3 separate regions of the Mus musculus genome follow, and all the other regions are linked to region 1. The links are chromatin loops, found by intact Hi-C in ENCODE. Cell type or tissue: gastrocnemius. All regions are shown on one strand. Links, peaks and the distances in the headings refer to the core of each region. The heading gives the core; the rest is flanking DNA.

Region 1 (5,587 bases), core at 337-5,336:
CCTCTGACATCACGTGCCCTTCCTATTTTCAGATGTAGTTTTAGTGAGAGGAAGGCTGACCTCTCCTCAGAAAGGCACTGGCTCTGACCTGCCTGTTATCTGAAGCCCTGCTTTCACAACTCCACACTTTTGGTCTCTCCATCAGTAGCTGTCTGCTGGGAGTTCTCATCTGGCTGCTTTGTTCATGGTGCTTCAGAGGTGATGAGCTGTGTGTGAGGCCCCTTCAGATCCAGGGCCCAGGAGGGACATTCCACAACAGGGCCTGTGGGCAGAAACAAGAGACTTCTGGAGGATTTAGGGGTTTGCTATAAGAGGGAGGTGTGCACATGGAAACCAACCAACATGTTTGTGACTGTACTTTAGGCAGCACCAGAAGGACAGGGCAAGCCTGCACTGATTTGGATGGCTTGGAGTTTTCAATTTTCAGATTTTTTTCCCTGTTGCTATTTCATGTATTCAGACTTGAGAATTGCTTACTAAGCTGAGTTGGAAACTTATATTTGAAGTGGCAGGAGACCCCCTAGGTAAGAGCAGGACCCTGCTACTCTAATAGATGTATGATCCATTTTTTCCCTTGTATAAAAAAATTCAAGGTTCCAATTGGAGCCTTAGTAGGAAGATGTAAAATTCCAGTACAAAATCATGCTTGCTGGCCTCTTGTGTCTTGACAGTATATTGTAGTGCAAGTCAGATAAGTTCCTCTGGTGGTAGACAGTTCTTGAAAGTACCCCAAGGGGTAGAGACAGAACAGTTGCTTCTGGAAGCATCTTAGACTATGGTTTTCCAGTCTGAACAAGAATGTATCTACAACGAAACATTTGCAGTTAGCTGGGCAGCAGGCACATCCAAGACCACTCATAACCTGGACGGGCAAATGGATGTGTCCTAACTTTTAGCCATAGAGGGGAGGTGACAGTCCCAGCTGAAATTATAAATAGTTAGTATACTTCTCTGAAGAGAGGCAATCTGTGGCTATCTCAAGTTGCAAGTTAGCAGAGTTCATAGGAAAGCAAAGTTTCCAGTTGCCCTTTTGATAAACACATTCTTGGAAAGGGCTACCTACTGAGGGACCCTGGGGAAGATATTTTGAGCAGTCTGAGGCTGTCTGTCTGCACTCTTTGTTCTCACAGTTTGAAGTCCTTTCCAGTTTAATTATCAGGAATGAGGAGTTAGCATCCAACTGGCAGTTTTGATCAATATCTGTCAGCTAGGATCTGGTGGGCACCAGAACATGAAACATCCCAAGGCCTTCACTGCCCTATCCTCTGGTCACAGGGATACGAGGAGTTCATAGAGGTGTTTATCAGTGCCCACTAACATGGATTTTTGCTTTGTCTCTTTTTATTAGTCCTTCCATCTATACTGTCCTGACCCCAGCATGCGGCACACACAGTCATACCTGCTGCTGAAGTTAAGGACGTTTAATATATAGTTTATGCACCAAATAAACACTATGACCTCAGTTACGTATCCCTCATGTACAATCTTGGTCTCAAAGACGCTGTTTACCTACATTGTCAGTCTGATTCTCTTTCTTGACCTTACTACCATTACTGAAGTCTCAGGTCATTGGATCATGGAAGACATGAGGCTTCAGAACTACCCTTTAGTTTTAATAGTAAATAAATCTTCTGCAACTCATTTGCATCTTAGTTCTCCCAGTATATCTTAAGTCCTCTAAATATTTGAGAACTGGTTTTGACCACTGCTGAATCAAATCTCCTGCCTGGTTTTAGAGTTGCTGGATGGGAAGAGCCACACCCCTTCTGTGCAGTGGTGTTGTCTGTCTTCTAACACTACCACCACCTTCTCATTTCCCACAGTGCTATTCACTTGAGCCATATGAAATTGCCACCATGTGAAGATCAGTACAGAGGAATAATGAGAAGTGTTTACCTCCTGTAAACACTATTGTCTTGGTTACATGGTGACAAAGAGACACCATGACCAAAGCAACTTATAAAAGAAGATACTAATTGGGGATTACAGTTTCATGCCTATCATGATAGGAGCATGGCACAGGCAAGACAGGCATGGGGACAGAGCAGTAGCTGAAAGCTTACATCTTGGAATAACCACAAGGCAGAGATAGATAGCTGGGAATGGCATGAGCTTTTGAAACCTCAAAGCCTACCCATAATGACACACCTCTTCCAAACAAGGCCACACCTACTAATTCTTCCCAAAGAGTTCCACTAACTGGGGACCAAATATTCAAACATAAGAGCCTACTTAGGCCATTCTCAACCATTCAAACCCCCACAATACCTCTGAAGTTCCCTTTCAGCCTCCAATCTTATACATTACATAGGTGTACACACTAGCCCCCAACCCAAGCTGTTTTCCTAAGGAATTTATGGCAACTAAACTTCCAAGTAGTTGTGAATTCCAGTGTTCTGACTCTGGCTCCCTACTGGCCACTTCTCCCCCCAGCTCAGATGTAAACAGTCTAAAAATCTAAACAGTATTTTCATGGCCCATTTTGACTGCAGAGATCACAATGCAAATCACCCAGTTTCTCCATTTTGAGGTTTTGACATACCAGTTAGAAACATCAAAAATACAGGTAAACTTACAGAAAAATCAGCAATGAAATTGGAACCATCTAAATGAACAATTCATCTCTTACACTGTAAATGTTTAGGGTATAATGTCTGTGTTTTACATGGAAAAAAATAAGGAGTCTTGTGTGGAAATCAGCATCACATGAATTCATGGAAAACCCCTGCCTGAAGCAAGTCAGCGAGGATCCCCAAAGGTCATGTCAAAGGCCAAGTACTTGACAGCTGCTCCAGCAAAGGGAGATGTGAGCACGTGTTCCTGTGTGCCAGCCTGGCCAGTGGCACTGAACCAAGAGGAGCGGCTGGCTTCCATCCCAGGAGTTGCCTTCCCTGTCAATCATGTGCTCTTGGCATGTCTGAAATGGAAACAGAGGGCAGACATAGTAACTGAGGGCACACTAGACGTCCTTTCTGAGTTGTCCAGCGGGACCAGTTTGGAGAGCAGGAGTGGGCCTGATTTGTGTGTTCTACGGCTTCACCTGGCATAGCCTGAAGATCTAGTGTAAGTCCGTTTGCCCCTGGATCTTCACCTGACATTGAATTAGGACAAGTATTACAGGCCATTACAAGGGGACATGAAATGCTCCTGGAAGTGCTTTCTACAGTGCCTGGCACACAGGTCCTTCAGGACTGAAATTAAAAATCAATCAAAATAACACTGTTGGTCGCTGAGTTGCTTGAAATAAAGTGTTCTGGATGCTTAGAAATAAGAGCTGTCAAGACTAGGGAAGAGTCCTGTGGTCCAACATGAAGAATGTGCTGCCAGGTGCCATTGCTATCGTCCTACAGTTGTGGGAAAATCTGAGAAGGCTTTACAGGTAAAACAGCAAAGATACAAAGGCAAGAATGAAGCCATTCTATTCACGAGAACTCAAAAGGGACTAAACCCACCAAACCATTGTGCCAGACACTATAGGAAGGAAGAAGGAGCCAAACCACCATGTTGGCTCATGTTCATAGATAATAGACACCCGAAAAGGAGGATTCTCACATTGAAAGTGCCTGCTCGGCACTACACTGGGGTTTCTACCCAGAGTGTAAGGCAAAAAGTAGCCACAAGGCCTGAGATATCATTCTACCAAAGCAGTCTCATGGGAAGTGACAGCTTATATACAGCTGAGCAGCAAGGGCACACTAAAATGAGAGCTTTCACCTCACGAGTGGATCTAACCAACCGGACAACAAAAGAAGCAGCTAGTGGGCAATCACGGATTTTGATGACTGATACTCACCTTTGCCCCAGTTCTTTTTTCCTGGCGTTACCATGACAGTGTATTCATCTACATGCTGTCTTTTCTCTCGAAGTTTCATGTGTCAGCATTACCTTGTTAATGAGATACTTTCTGATCTTGGCTCACATTTTTATAGCCTATTTGGAATCTCTGAAGTCACAGCGCCAGAGCTGGGATCCCTTAGCACCCACTGACCTCAGGGGCAAAGCCAATAAGCCCAAGCGCAGGCAGCACCAAGCCCCATCCAGGATGTGCAGGGAAACCGACCACATTCTGCATACACTGGTGACCAGAAATGAGACACCATGACTTCTAGACATAACTCTTATTTGTCTTTATGTTAAAAATGTTATTTAACATAAAGTTGAAGTCAGTGATATTTCTATAGCTCTGGTTTCTTTTTATTTGCAATTACTATTTTCCATGCTTTGTCACATTTTCAAATCAATGTGATGGGGCTGGAGGGATGATAGCTCAGAGATTAAGAGAATACAATGCTCTTCTAGAGGACCTGAGTTTGGTTCCCATCAAACACATGTGTTTGGGACAAGTCACAACTGCCTGGAACTGCAGCTCCAGGAAAGACAAGTCTTATCCCTGAAGACCTGTACTCATGTGCTCACACCCTCACACAGACACACACAGACATATGAACAGTTCAAATAAGATATGAGAGTTCTATGTAGTTTAAAGCTGTTGGGATTTTGCTGGGACAATCTCTCAGCTAGCTTCCAACTTAACTCAACCTCCCAGCCCGTGTCCCTGCCATCTGGCTCGTTCTTTACCTCCCTGATCTACTTCAGTCTCCTTTCTCTTCCCTTCCCTGTCTCTTTTGATTCTGCTACCTCTGCTTGCCCCCCATCTATGTCCTTGCCTGCTCAGAAGTTCTGCCCCCTTACATCCTGCCCCAGCTATTAGCTGTCAAATCTTTATTATAACCAATCAGTAGTAAGACAATGTCTGGTCCATCTCTTTGGTTGCCTAAGGCATCGAGGACCGCATAACCTTCATCTTTGGGGTAGATGTGGAAGGACAAGCATTTTCAAATAGAAAACCTGGTTGTGGCTCATAGAAATAATAATACCAAAATTCTGCCAGCACTTAGATCTCTGCTGGAACAGAATTACCATTTGAAAAGACAACACATGCCATAATACAATGTGAAGAAAGGTCACCCCAACAATAGTAACCTGGTGGGAAATGACATGGGACTATCTCTAAGTAGGCCTGGCACTAGGCTTCCACTTCATTTAACACCAGATATGAGTATGTGTAAACATACCTTAACTGTATGGGTTTTAATTTATTAACTAGTAGATGGAAAGAGTGATAATTTACTGAATCAGTTGGTTAAATGTTACAATTATGGTAAGCCACTGCCACCATCCTAGTGAGAGAGCCTCCATCCTGGCTCAGGTAGCAATTATTTTAACGTAGTTTTGGTCACCATGGCTTTACCTTGGTTTGCACATGAATGGCAGTTATCAACAGATTCTCTGATAATACTTGATGAATATTTGCCTCATATCTAGCTCCTTGTACATTTTTAGAAGTCACACACACACACAAATACACCCCACAGTAAATGAGGAAACCTAAATGACATAAATTACAGATAGATGTCGCGAAGTGACTACATACAGAATCTTAACAGTTGGAGAACACTGGAGGTTATCTCTGTAGTCTTCTAGTCAACAAAGTGCATTGTGGGAGATGAATGACTAATAGGTGACCCATTACCAGTGTGCCCAAAATAGCTGGTGATGAACTGACCAGGAGAAGATTCATTAAGAG
Region 2 (5,587 bases), core at 319-5,318, 83 kb before region 1:
GGGAAGGAACTATGTGTGTGTGGTGCACACAATGACATGGTAGCCTTCTGCGCCTTACCTTGCAGACACTTTCCATCATGGAATGAACCAAACCGATGACCTAGAGAATCATTAATTAGTTCCACTAAGGAGCTCACTGATAGAAGGCCCTTTGCCCAACACTCAAGGCTAGAGAACTGTTGAACATTCAGTGGCTCCCTCTGGGAAAAAAGAAAACACTGGTCTTAATGTGTCCTTCACACTCTGAAGGACAAGATCCTCTGCAGAGTTGGCCTTTAAAAGGGGCACGGGACACTGTTCAACACAGTGTTGGGAGGCATACGGTATCCTCATGCCCAGGAAAGCCAGCTTCCTCTCTTGAGCAAATGAGTCCATATGCGGGCACGGTAGAAGATGGGCATGTGGAGAAGCAATGAAGGCCTGGGGTAGTGACTTGTCAGTGTTGTGAGGTGACAGAAGCCACTTGATGAAGGGATTCGCTTGGGTGCAGGGTCTGTGAAGGGATCTAGTTGGTCATCACTGAGATGGTATGGCCACTGGAAGGATGGGAAGTGGCTGGCCACATTTCCTTCTCAGCCAGGACACAGAGAGAAAAGAGACTGGTGCTCAGCTTCCTCTACCCAGCTCTTGAGAAGTGCTGTCCACCTTGGGGGCCAGTCTTTCCTCCTCAGTTAAACCTCTCTGGAACTACCACAAAAATTCTTCTAGAGGTGTGTCTCCTAGGTGATTCAAAACCCAGTCAAATGGACAGTGAAGAACCATCACTGGTCGAAGCTGTTTCCATCATTCGAGGGGAGCTGAAGGCAACACGTTTTCCAGTAAAGGCAGGAAGAACTGTGTGGTGGCTTTCTTCTGGTTGATACTTCCTGATTGGTGTCACTGGAGGGTCTCCGTGGTGGAACCTCAGAACTTGAGAAACAAGGGTGTTAGAATAACTGCCACGCAGTCAACATTAGCTACCTCTGGCCACTCCAGGGATCTTCAGGCCCTTTTGGTAAAGTTAGTTATCTCAATTAAATGATGAGGACTCTAGATGAGGTGAAGAGTTTCAGCTGAGATTTGCACTGATGTCTATGAGCTAGCAAGGCCATGAGAATATCTTAAAGGATGAGAAATTCTTAACTCCCGTCATTCACTCGGGTGACTCCCTGGAGTTGACACTTTCCTCAGAGGAGAGTGAGCAAGCTGAGGTGGGACACAGGAAATCCATCCCACTCCTGTCCCCATCTTGCAATTGAGGGATAACCTAACTAAATTCCCACTGATGGTCAAGGTACACTCTATCTTGGATTCAAAGTAAAGGGTACGTAGACAGGCTAATGGCTCTGAGGCTACTCAAGTTAGCTTTCTTATATGTAAGAGCTACAAACTGCAAAATGGTCTCATGATGGTGAGCCTTCAGCCTCATTTCTAAAACTCAGGTTCAAAGAGTAACAAAACGCCGATTCTATATTTACCCTTTCCTGTTTTGTTTTGTTTTGCTGTTTAAATTCTGTGAGTTATGCATTAGCTCTTATTCTTATTGAGGTAATTAGTTGTATAAATTTTCTTCTACTAACTACAATATCTGTGCGACATTGATTGTTATGTTGCTTTCTTTTTTTTTTTTAAGGTTTATTTATTTATTTTATATGAGTACACTGTAGCTGTCTTCAGACACATCAGAAGAGGGCAACGGATCCCATTACAGATGGTTGTGAGCCACCATGTGGTTGCTGGGATCAGGACCTCCCAGAAGAGCAGTGAGTGCTCTTAACCTCTGAGCCATCTCTCCAACCCCCCTATGTTGCTTTCTTAATTAAATGTTCTGTGATTTATTTTTGTATTTTCTTTTTGACATTAGAGAGATATGAAATAACCTCAATGATCACGTGGTCAGGAAAATCCAGTCTTTCAAAGCAGACTTACCCATTTCTACAAATATGCTGAGGAAGGGAGAGAGAGGGAGACGTCAAAGGACCAAAAAACAAACAACAAACACCGAGTCACAATTTGTGTTTGGATTTTGATCACAGAACAAACAATTAAAAGAAGAAACGTTTATGATCCAATCTGGGAAATTTTAGCATTAACAGGATATTTGACATAATTAATAAGTTAGTTTATTTTGTATGAAATGACATATACACATTTTTTTTCCTTTTCAAAATGCCGTTACTTTTAAGAAACTTTCCCAAAGTATTGACCAGTAGAGTAACAAGTCAGAGTTGATTCAAGATAAATCGAGGCAGAGGTAGTAGATGAAGCCAAAATGTATACATAAAACAGTCTCACTATGGATTTGATAGTAATTGAAGCTTGATAGTGAATGTTGAAATTTCATCCTATCTCTCCTCTCCCTTGGCAATGTTTGAAGTCTCATGATGAAAAATGTCTTTAAATTTAAAATACACATACCATTGGCCATTCCTAGGTTTCCCCCTTACATGAACCTATCTTGTATGTACTTGTTCTTATGTAAAATGATAATGCACTCGAGAATAGTCATTGCAGAGCTGTTTGTAACAGCAAAATACTGGATGAGATCAAGTGTCCCCCAATAGGAGACTTGTTAAACACAGCTTGGTACACTTTCAAAGTGTTTATGAGTGTAGCTGTTGAAAATGTGGTAAGTATATTTACTGATTTAGCATGATCTCCAAAACAACAGCAACCAAGAAAAATAAAAGTGGAGACCATTTTCCTAGGTTGTAATCATTCATTTGCTTTTGTGATCAAGAAGAGGAGCTGCAATACAGTCAGTCTTGTTTGTGACTGGGCCTAGTTAGCTGTCGGGTTGGGAGACTGCAGGGGAAGGAGACTATTTTTTTTTTTTTTTTGCATATACTTTTGTCTTCTGTGACATTCAAGGAATCCAAATGTGTTATTTATTAACAATTTTTAAATGTTTGAAAACTGAAAGTAACACATGTTCATTGAAAAAAATAAGAAACTAATCACTTAGAATTACAGAGTCAGAGGAGGGTTGTCGGGGAAACGAAGTTTAGACAATTGCTAGGTTTAATATCATCTACACATATTAACAACTCAAAGAATAAACTATTTAAAAATGAAAATTAGGAGACAATCTGGATGCATGAACAGACCGGTTACTGAAAGATAACTTGCAACCACCCACCTTTTTACAATGAGTTCTTCAATCATTCTGAATTGACGGTTTTGTATCACACTGGATGAAACATTCTGGAAAATATAAATTCTACTAGGGAAGTATAGAGCCCCGAATTCAGTCCTGTACCTGAGCGCCCTACCTATGATGAGATCTCTGCCCTCAGGTAAGTCCTGAGGCTTCCTAGTCTTCAATTTACTCCTTTGCAACATGATCTAACTAAGATCTAGTTTAAGGAATTACTGTGGAGGTCTGTAGTCCTTCGCTGTCTTGCATATAAACCAGTTAGGACCAAACAGTGCCACGTTTAGCACAGAGCGGGTCATTAGTAAACAGTAGCTCTTTTTTAAGAGTGAAGGGGTGGTAAATCCAAGAATAAGAAGCCTGCATGCTGCATTCTCATCGGGGAGGAGATTAAGACTTAGCTCCTGTTCTAAAAATGGAAATTTCTCTTCTGGTTGAAAAAATGCTGCTGTAGATAACAGGGTAGTTTGTCAAAGGAAAAGAAATCAGGACAGAGTCTAATTCCCCAAGCCACAACAAAGGCGAGTGAAAGGTTACCGAGTTCTCTTGTTTATTACAGTGGGCCTGTAATTCTGTTACCAGCCATCCACTCCCTGGGCCCCAGGGCCACACAGCTGCGGAAGCTGGAGGGAATGAGCTCTTAGCTGCACGTCCCAGGATGCTCAGGAACCATGTGAGAGGGCAAATCCTTGGGAAAGCAGCTCTCCAGGTGATCCCAGAAGGGCTATGAATGAAACAACTCCTTGGAATCTCAAAGGCCTGCGGGCAGGGTATTGGAACCCCACCTCGTGTTTTCCATTTCAGGAAGAGGGGAGGAGGGGGAGGAAGAGCAGACACAGAAGTGTTAGGAACTCTAAACCCCAGCCTCATGTATCACATCCTCTGGCCATGGGAGGAAATACAGACGGAAACATCACTAAATCAAAAGGTTCAGGCTGTGGATCAGAGTGAATCAAACGGTGACTTTGGATTGGCCTGCACCAGCATGAAGACGGAGTATCTGAGGCAGGCGAGTACTATTACCTGGTGGCAAGCCAGCTAGTGAGAGAGGCTGGCTGCAACCTCACCTGTGAGGAATAGACTGGGGTTGCCTTCTGATGGCGGTCACTTCATGGGGACCTGGAGGACATCATCGCCATCAGGAAGAAAGCAAACACATGAACGAGGTCCAGGAGACAGACATCCCTATATGGGTGTCACCGACTGACCGTCAGCACTGGAAAGCTTTGAGAGCACCTTTGTCCCTTGGAGGAGAGAGATTCCTCCCACGTAGACATCCCCACTCAACCCTGGGCAGGAAGCTGCCTGCATGACTCAGCCCTGATTCAGAGCTCACCTCCCAATTGCCTCACATGGTTGGGAGGTGAGTAAGTGTCTCGGATCAGAAAGCCAGGAGAAGCAACAGGAGTGATCAAAACCCATGCCCTCTCCACCTGAGGATCGGGAGGAGGCAGGTGTCCACATGCATCTGGAAGACACAGACCCATGTCCTGGTGTGGTGGCTCAGCAGGTTCAACATGCTTTCTAAAAAGCACCGAAAACCAGACAGTTGACAGGGCCACCGCAGCAGTCTTCTCAGAGCTTATGCAAACAAGGGCTGCCTAAGGCTTCCTCCAACAAAAGGGAGGAGTTCCCATCTTCTACTCCTAGAACCCATACTCTGTTCATTTGCCCGAGATTACCAAGATAAGCTTAGCACTAAACCAAGGGCCACCACCTCCCCTTCTGCAGCCTTTCAGGCTCTGCTAGGGAGGGAGATGCTGGGCTCTCTGAGAAGCAGTTTCCATGTCCCATTTATTTTCTCTCTCTTTTTCACAAACGTGGTTAGTGGATGCAAATAGTCAGTGTTTGAAGCCTCAAAACACGCCTGACTCCCAGCCAAACCCACAAACGACTCTATGATTCTTAGTTTTCCATGGGTGGTTAAAGCTTGCTTGGAACACTGGATGCAAGTTTCCACTGTGGCTTTGACAGGACACTGAGAAAGACTCTGGTTGGCTGAACCACCAAAAGGGGGGGGAAAAAAAAGAAAGAAAAAAAAAAAAAACCAAAAACCTCTGGCATCGAAGTTCCGTCCTGTCAGCGAATGTTGGACTCATGAGAGCTTTCCTGGTACAGATCCTGAAAACATGCGCTCACTGCATGTTTGAGACCTCTCTGTTCTCTGCTCTCAGGCCTTTTCTGGACAGACTTATTCACCCTTCAGCTTGCCTTCTTTGGCTGTCTTACTCTCTCTTGCCCTGGTCAAGACACCTCAAAACGCTTACACACATGGCCTGTGACCATTTATCCCTATATTCCTGAAAGGGGACAATTCCTTCTCCTGGGATGTTTACTTAAGCCACACTAAACCCATTTCTCTTGTATGGAGTAATTTTATGAGTCAGCCTTGCAACTTTGAGATCTCACTCTCTCTCCTTCTCTCTGGTAGACAATCTTAATAGTCTGTCCAAG
Region 3 (5,587 bases), core at 319-5,318, 77 kb before region 1:
CAACAGTAGTGGGTTGGTGAACTTCCTTCTGGAACAGCTCCAAGGGGCTCCGTTGCAAATAACTGTCAGACATCTGAAACAGCTAGCAAGCTGTCCAACTCAAAAGGGACCCTTCCCACCTTTGCCATCCTTTCCGTAATTTGAAATTCTACATCTTGCATATATCCTCGAGACCTTCTGATTTCCCACCCTTGTTGCCTTGGGATGAGCTCTCCTGCCCTATTTAATCACTGTCTGCTTCCTGGTGTTGCTGTTTCTGTAGTAGGTCAGGCTTAAAAGCAGAAGAAGGACATTCTTGGGAGGTTTTACAACGAAGATGCTTGGCAAGTTCCCAGGCTGGGGAATCAGAGAGTGTAATGCGATCCTAAGCTAGAAGAGGGACTTTGGGACCACTTCCTGTTGACTCTCTGCTCCATGTGACCTCAGTCAACTTCAACCAGCGAGGAAAGAGTTCTTTCAGTACAGAGAATTTCTTCCCTTTTTACATATCAGTTATTGTATTGTTGGCCAGGACCTTGAAACCTTGAGTATGCTAATCTGCTAATCTCTCTCTCTTCCTCTCCCCCCTCTTTCTCTCTCAAACTCTTTTCATATCTTTCTCTTGAACTCTCTCTTAAACTAATTCTGTCTCTCTGAGCTAGAACCCAAGTTATCAGGCTAAGCCTCTTGGAATGTCTCTCTTTACTCTGTCTCCACCCCACCCCACCCCGCCGTCTGCTACCCAGGACCACCACACCCCTTCCCGATATCACCAATATACTACACACAGTAACTCCACACACACACACACACACACACACACACACACACACACACAGAAGCTGTGTGGAATACCTGTGCGTGCATTGTGTCACATCATTCCACACCATCTTTCTCTTGCTATTATCTGCAGAAGGAAAGGCTGTGAGCCCCTCTCAGGAAGCATTGAAACATTTCTGTGTTCACATGGTTTCCCAGCTTGGTCACTATTTACTGAATTGAACTCAGGTTTCCTGAATATACCTGAACCAGTCCGTATAAGGCCATGCAAAAGCTGTCTGGAGGTCAAGGTCATCAGGGCTGACGCCCATTCAGGCAGTGTAGTGATTTAGGCTTTGCGCTGAGATCTTCTTTGCAAACAGATTGACTGCAAGCTGATTAGGAAAGCTGGGCCTTGCACCAGGTGGCAACATACTTGGGCTTGGGAGTCATTCTTCCTGCATTAAGGGAAGTAGCTTCCAGGTCGTATCATTTGTAGGTACTCCAGGGACCTGAGAGTAAGGCTGCCAGACAGTTGCGCGTGGGAAAGTCTGAGTCCACCTATTCCTCTAGAGCACAGCTGCCTCCTGCCCACGCCCAGCACTGCCCACCACAGCTCTACTACATCCCAGAGAATTTTTCTCACAGGGGCTTCCAGGGCATCCCCCGTCTACAGATGAACCCTCTCTTCATTTCTGAGACCCAAATCTAAATTCACCTCTTTCCTTTCTGCAAGAGTCACACCAATTTGTCTATTGCTCACTTTTTAAAACATTCTGTCGGTACTAACGAGAGCCAAACCTGAACCGAGAAGCCCTTCAGTTTCTCTGAGGTCCTCCTCTGTCTAACAGCACAAGCGTGTGATATGGCTCACTGCACAGGCAGGTACACCATCCTTGGGCAACAACTCAGCCACAGCCTTATGAGACTTCCTCAGCCCTTAGACGTGTTTCTGAGAGTCTGTGAGCAGGGCTGGGAGAGATAGGAGCTCTGACACCACCTCTTCCCCCTGTCAGTCTTAGAGCAAATTCACTTGGATTGAGAGACTCAAGTTATGAATGGAAAACACTGGCAAATGCAGGCAGGACCAAAAGGTTTCTACATCCCTTGACTGGCCCTCTGTGCCCACAGATAGCTGCGAGGATTTCCAAGTCCAATAATCCTACTTTGATTTCAGCACCGGGGTTGCTTTCCAGCTCAGTAAAGGCGTCTTCCTTGTGCTACTGGAAGATGGTAGACCCTTCGGGAAGGGGATGTTGGGAAGACTTCAGACCACTGAGGGTGGCTTTGTTTGTTTTTAAAAGGTAATTGGGGGAATCTAGCTCTTTCTGCTTCTATCGTTTTCTTCTCAGCCAGGAAGTGAGCAGTAGCTTGCTCCAGTATACTGTCTCTGCTTTGATGTACCGCCACAGGGCCAAAACAACAGAATGATGGTTGAATGATGCGATTCTCCTGTCCCAAGACCTATCTAGGTTCTCTGTCTGATAAAGAGCCAGAGAAATGGGTATAACCTATCATGGGGCTTCCTCAAGGCTAGGTTTTATTATTATTATTATTATTATTATTATTATTATTATTATTATTATTATTATTATTGGGTCCCTGAGGCATCTGTGTGAACTAGATGGAGAAGCATGGGGCGTACTTTTCCATGGCAGCAGATACCAAAGCCATGGCCAGGAATAGGACCTACCCCAGTGTCTCTGCCAGAACAAGTCTGCACATGCCTAGATCCTAGACAGTATCTATGTCACATTACTAAAATGAAGAGATGTCACAGGGATCAGAAATCCTGGAGACTCAGCCCTGTGACCATCTGCATGCAGGTGGAGCGGGAGGTTTTTGAAGAAGGCAGGGTTCTGAGTGTGAGGCTGGGACACGGGGAACTTGGTAACCTGGGGAGGAACCAGGATCAGATTAAAGGTGGGAGGGTAGTTTTATCGCTCAGATGAAATCAGAGCCAGGCAGCTGGCCAGCTGGAAGGGGAGCTGGGAAGGCTAAAGCCAGGATGACTTCACTGGCAACTCCTCCACCTTCTAGTAGCTTCATTTGCCTTCCTCCCTTTATAGTCTCTGAAGAGACCATGCCCTACACACAGCCCTCATACAAGCAAAGTCAAGCATTTTCTTTGCATCTAGTGGGTTGGTGGTGGCTACTCTTCACGACTATTTTCATCAACCACTTCTAATATACCAGCATCTCAGTAAGGACTCACTCTGATCTTTGGCAAGCTATCTGCCAACAGGTTTATTAGGGTGAAACCGTTTGAAGTCTATTGTGATTGCTAATCTCTGAGAAAACAGGTCACACATTGTACTGCTAGTTGGTGGTGGTATCCAAAACCAACACTGGCCTGTGTTTCTCAGGCAAGAAGGATTCTTGGCTCAGGCTCCAGAGGGAAGTGTGTGGTATGCACGTCTTCTTGTATCAGCTTGTGCTCTGTTGTGCTGGCAGCCAGAGGGTCCACATAGGTGGGAAAAAATGTTGCAGAATGCAAGACAGGGAGCTGTGAGATTCTTGACCCTTTTAGATTTGCTCTCACAGTGCTAAATAGCCTGTCAGGGGAAAGCCAAAGCCATGGCCGCTGGCATAGGAAGAGCTATGGGATGGACCCATGCTGGGTGTTTTTAGGAAGCTACATACCACACAATAAGCCCACCTCACATAAGAAGCCATGGGACCTAGGCACAGAAGGTGCTGGAGTGCATCAAGTCCATTTCATCGATTGCCCAGTCTCCAACATTTTGCTCCTAAACCTACGGCTGTGCACTGAGTTGCCATGAAACTTAAAGAGGAACAATAACACGAGCAAATGCTCAAAGAATGCAAGTAAGCCACACAGAGCCCCCTCTGCTTGAGACACCTACAGCTGATTTCAGCTTAAAAACCAATCCTAAAATGTACACAAAACGAGAGGATATTAGCATATATTTCTTGTATTATTTTAAAAAGGTAACTAAAAAGCCCAAATTCTAACTCTGGAAGAAGTATCAATGTCCATGCTGTCTCATTCAGAGACAGTTTTTAAGATGATAAACTGTGGTGTACAAGGTTTGTTTCATTAACCCTTTCCAAGCACGGCATAGTGAACTTTCTCTCTTATTCCTGATTTTAATGGGAGTCTTTTATTTCTGACACATCCAGAGTCCTCGTCTTTGGGATGAATAACACAAGAATAATGTCAGAACTTGGAGCTATTTTGACATTCACAGTGTATAAGGCCAAGGATAGGGTTCAGAGGTAAAGCCATTGCCTAGCATGCTTTAGGCTTTGAGTTCCATCTCTAGAACGATAACAATGAAAAGGCAGGGCTCCTATAACGTCCTTCCAGGAATCTGATATGTACTAAGTGACTCATGGTTACAGTCCCCCACAAGATGAGTAAATCTCCCTCCATCCACTTCAAGTGTGATTAGAAGAAAAGAAACTAGCTGAATAAAGCTAAAACTCTAGTAAGTTCTGGTCAGGACTAAGATATGGAAGGCATATCTCACTTCTGGATATATATCCCGAAGCCCCCAAATCAGGATCTGTACCCACTCACAGAAGTACCCATGACCACAAGAGGTGTATATACCTGAAGTGTCCATAGATAGATGGATGGAAGAACAAACTCTTGCATATACAATGGAATGATAGACATAATAAAGTATTACATAGTCCTAGAATGGCAGGAACTTCTGACACATGCTACAGCACAGGTAAAACTGGAGGACAGTATGTTAAGTGTAATAAGCCATTCACAAAAACACAAATCTACAAAGCAGCCAGATTAATACAGATAGGAAGAACAGGGGGTGGGTGGGGATGGTAAGGATGGAAGTAGAGTCAGAATTCCATTTTTAGAAGACTAAAAAGTCACCCAGTTGGTATATTAGGTTCAAGACCACAGTGTGACTGAAGTAGACATTTAACAGTATTTAAGAAGGTGAGGGAAAATATGTGGCAAGTGCATGTGTGTAAAGTGATGGAAACATGGGCAGAGCCCTCAACCAGACCCAAGAATCTTCAGTGCTCAATTTTATGTGCTCACTTGATTGGATTACTGTGTAGCAAGCTATTTGGCCAAACCTTACTCTGGAGTTGTGGGTGAGACCCACCCTTGGCTCATCAGCCTTCTGATACAGAGACAGAGTAACCAAGAGGATCAACGTCAAAGGGGAAGAGGTTTATTTTGACTCCTGGTTTCGGAAGATTCAGTCCATGGCCACTTGGCCCTGTTGCTTGGGATCTGTGGTGAGACAAAGGCCTATGGCAGATGCATATGAAAACGAAGGATGCTCACCTCATTATGGCCAGGAAGCAATGAGGAAAAAAAGGAGCCAAATTTGGAAAAAAGAGAGTGTGACTTCCATGAACCACTCACGGGCACTTGCCAGCAGCCTAACTTTCTTCCATTAGGTCAAAGTCCTAAAAGTCCTAAAATGTCCACCATTTTCCAAAAGTGCTTTCATCTGGGGACTGTTTTTGTTTGCTTTTTTTTTCAACACCAGAGCCTGTGGGGGAAACATTTAATATTCAAACATAATAGCATTTGAATTTTCATGACAAATGAAGCAGTTTAGCTTTTATTTTATGAGTGCCCTTCAACCTGTTAGGGCCTGGGTAGAGCAAAGCCCGACCTACCCAGAGGAGGAGAGATTTCTTTCTGCCTGACATTTCTAGGCTGGATCATTGGGCTTCCTTCTCAATAGCTGAAATAGAAATTCAGCAGCTCCTGTGTCCCAAGCCTGCCCATTCTCACCAAGTCAACTCTCCCTTTCCCATTTCTCAGGCTCAAGGCTCCCTTTGGCTTTCAGCTTATTGACTGACTTGCTGACCCCAGACTTGTCAGCTGCCACAATAGTGT

Evidence for each region. A loop is a pair of places that touch in the nucleus more often than their neighbours do. Peaks named below come from ENCODE experiments on the same cell type or tissue, not always from the same donor. Only the 100,000 strongest peaks of a DNase experiment are listed, where the experiment ranks them.
Region 2: a loop joins it to region 1, with 2.4 times the contacts of the local background. A loop is called at or near these places in 3 of 42 quality-filtered maps.
Region 3: it touches region 1 in a loop (2.0-fold over the local background); 2 of 42 quality-filtered maps call a loop at or near these places.

Annotation. Positions count from the first base shown.
Region 1 is chr1:43,247,627-43,253,213 of GRCm38, forward strand. Gm29040 (a long non-coding RNA gene) reads right to left here. Exons shown (of 3, transcript XR_003947809.1): 3 at 532-2,917. Among named protein-coding and RNA genes, the nearest start is that of Gm29040, 11 kb to the right of the region's middle. In gastrocnemius, for the core only: no CTCF peak of the experiment used is centred there; a DNase peak (open chromatin) is centred at 2,860; H3K27ac peaks cover 778 bases.
Region 2 is chr1:43,164,345-43,169,931 of GRCm38, forward strand. It overlaps a transcript of Fhl2 not described here. Among named protein-coding and RNA genes, the nearest start is that of Fhl2, 3.2 kb to the left of the region's middle. In gastrocnemius, for the core only: no CTCF peak of the experiment used is centred there; no DNase peak of the experiment used is centred there.
Region 3 is chr1:43,170,924-43,176,510 of GRCm38, forward strand. It overlaps a transcript of Fhl2 not described here. Among named protein-coding and RNA genes, the nearest start is that of Fhl2, 9.8 kb to the left of the region's middle. In gastrocnemius, for the core only: no CTCF peak of the experiment used is centred there; a DNase peak (open chromatin) is centred at 2,699.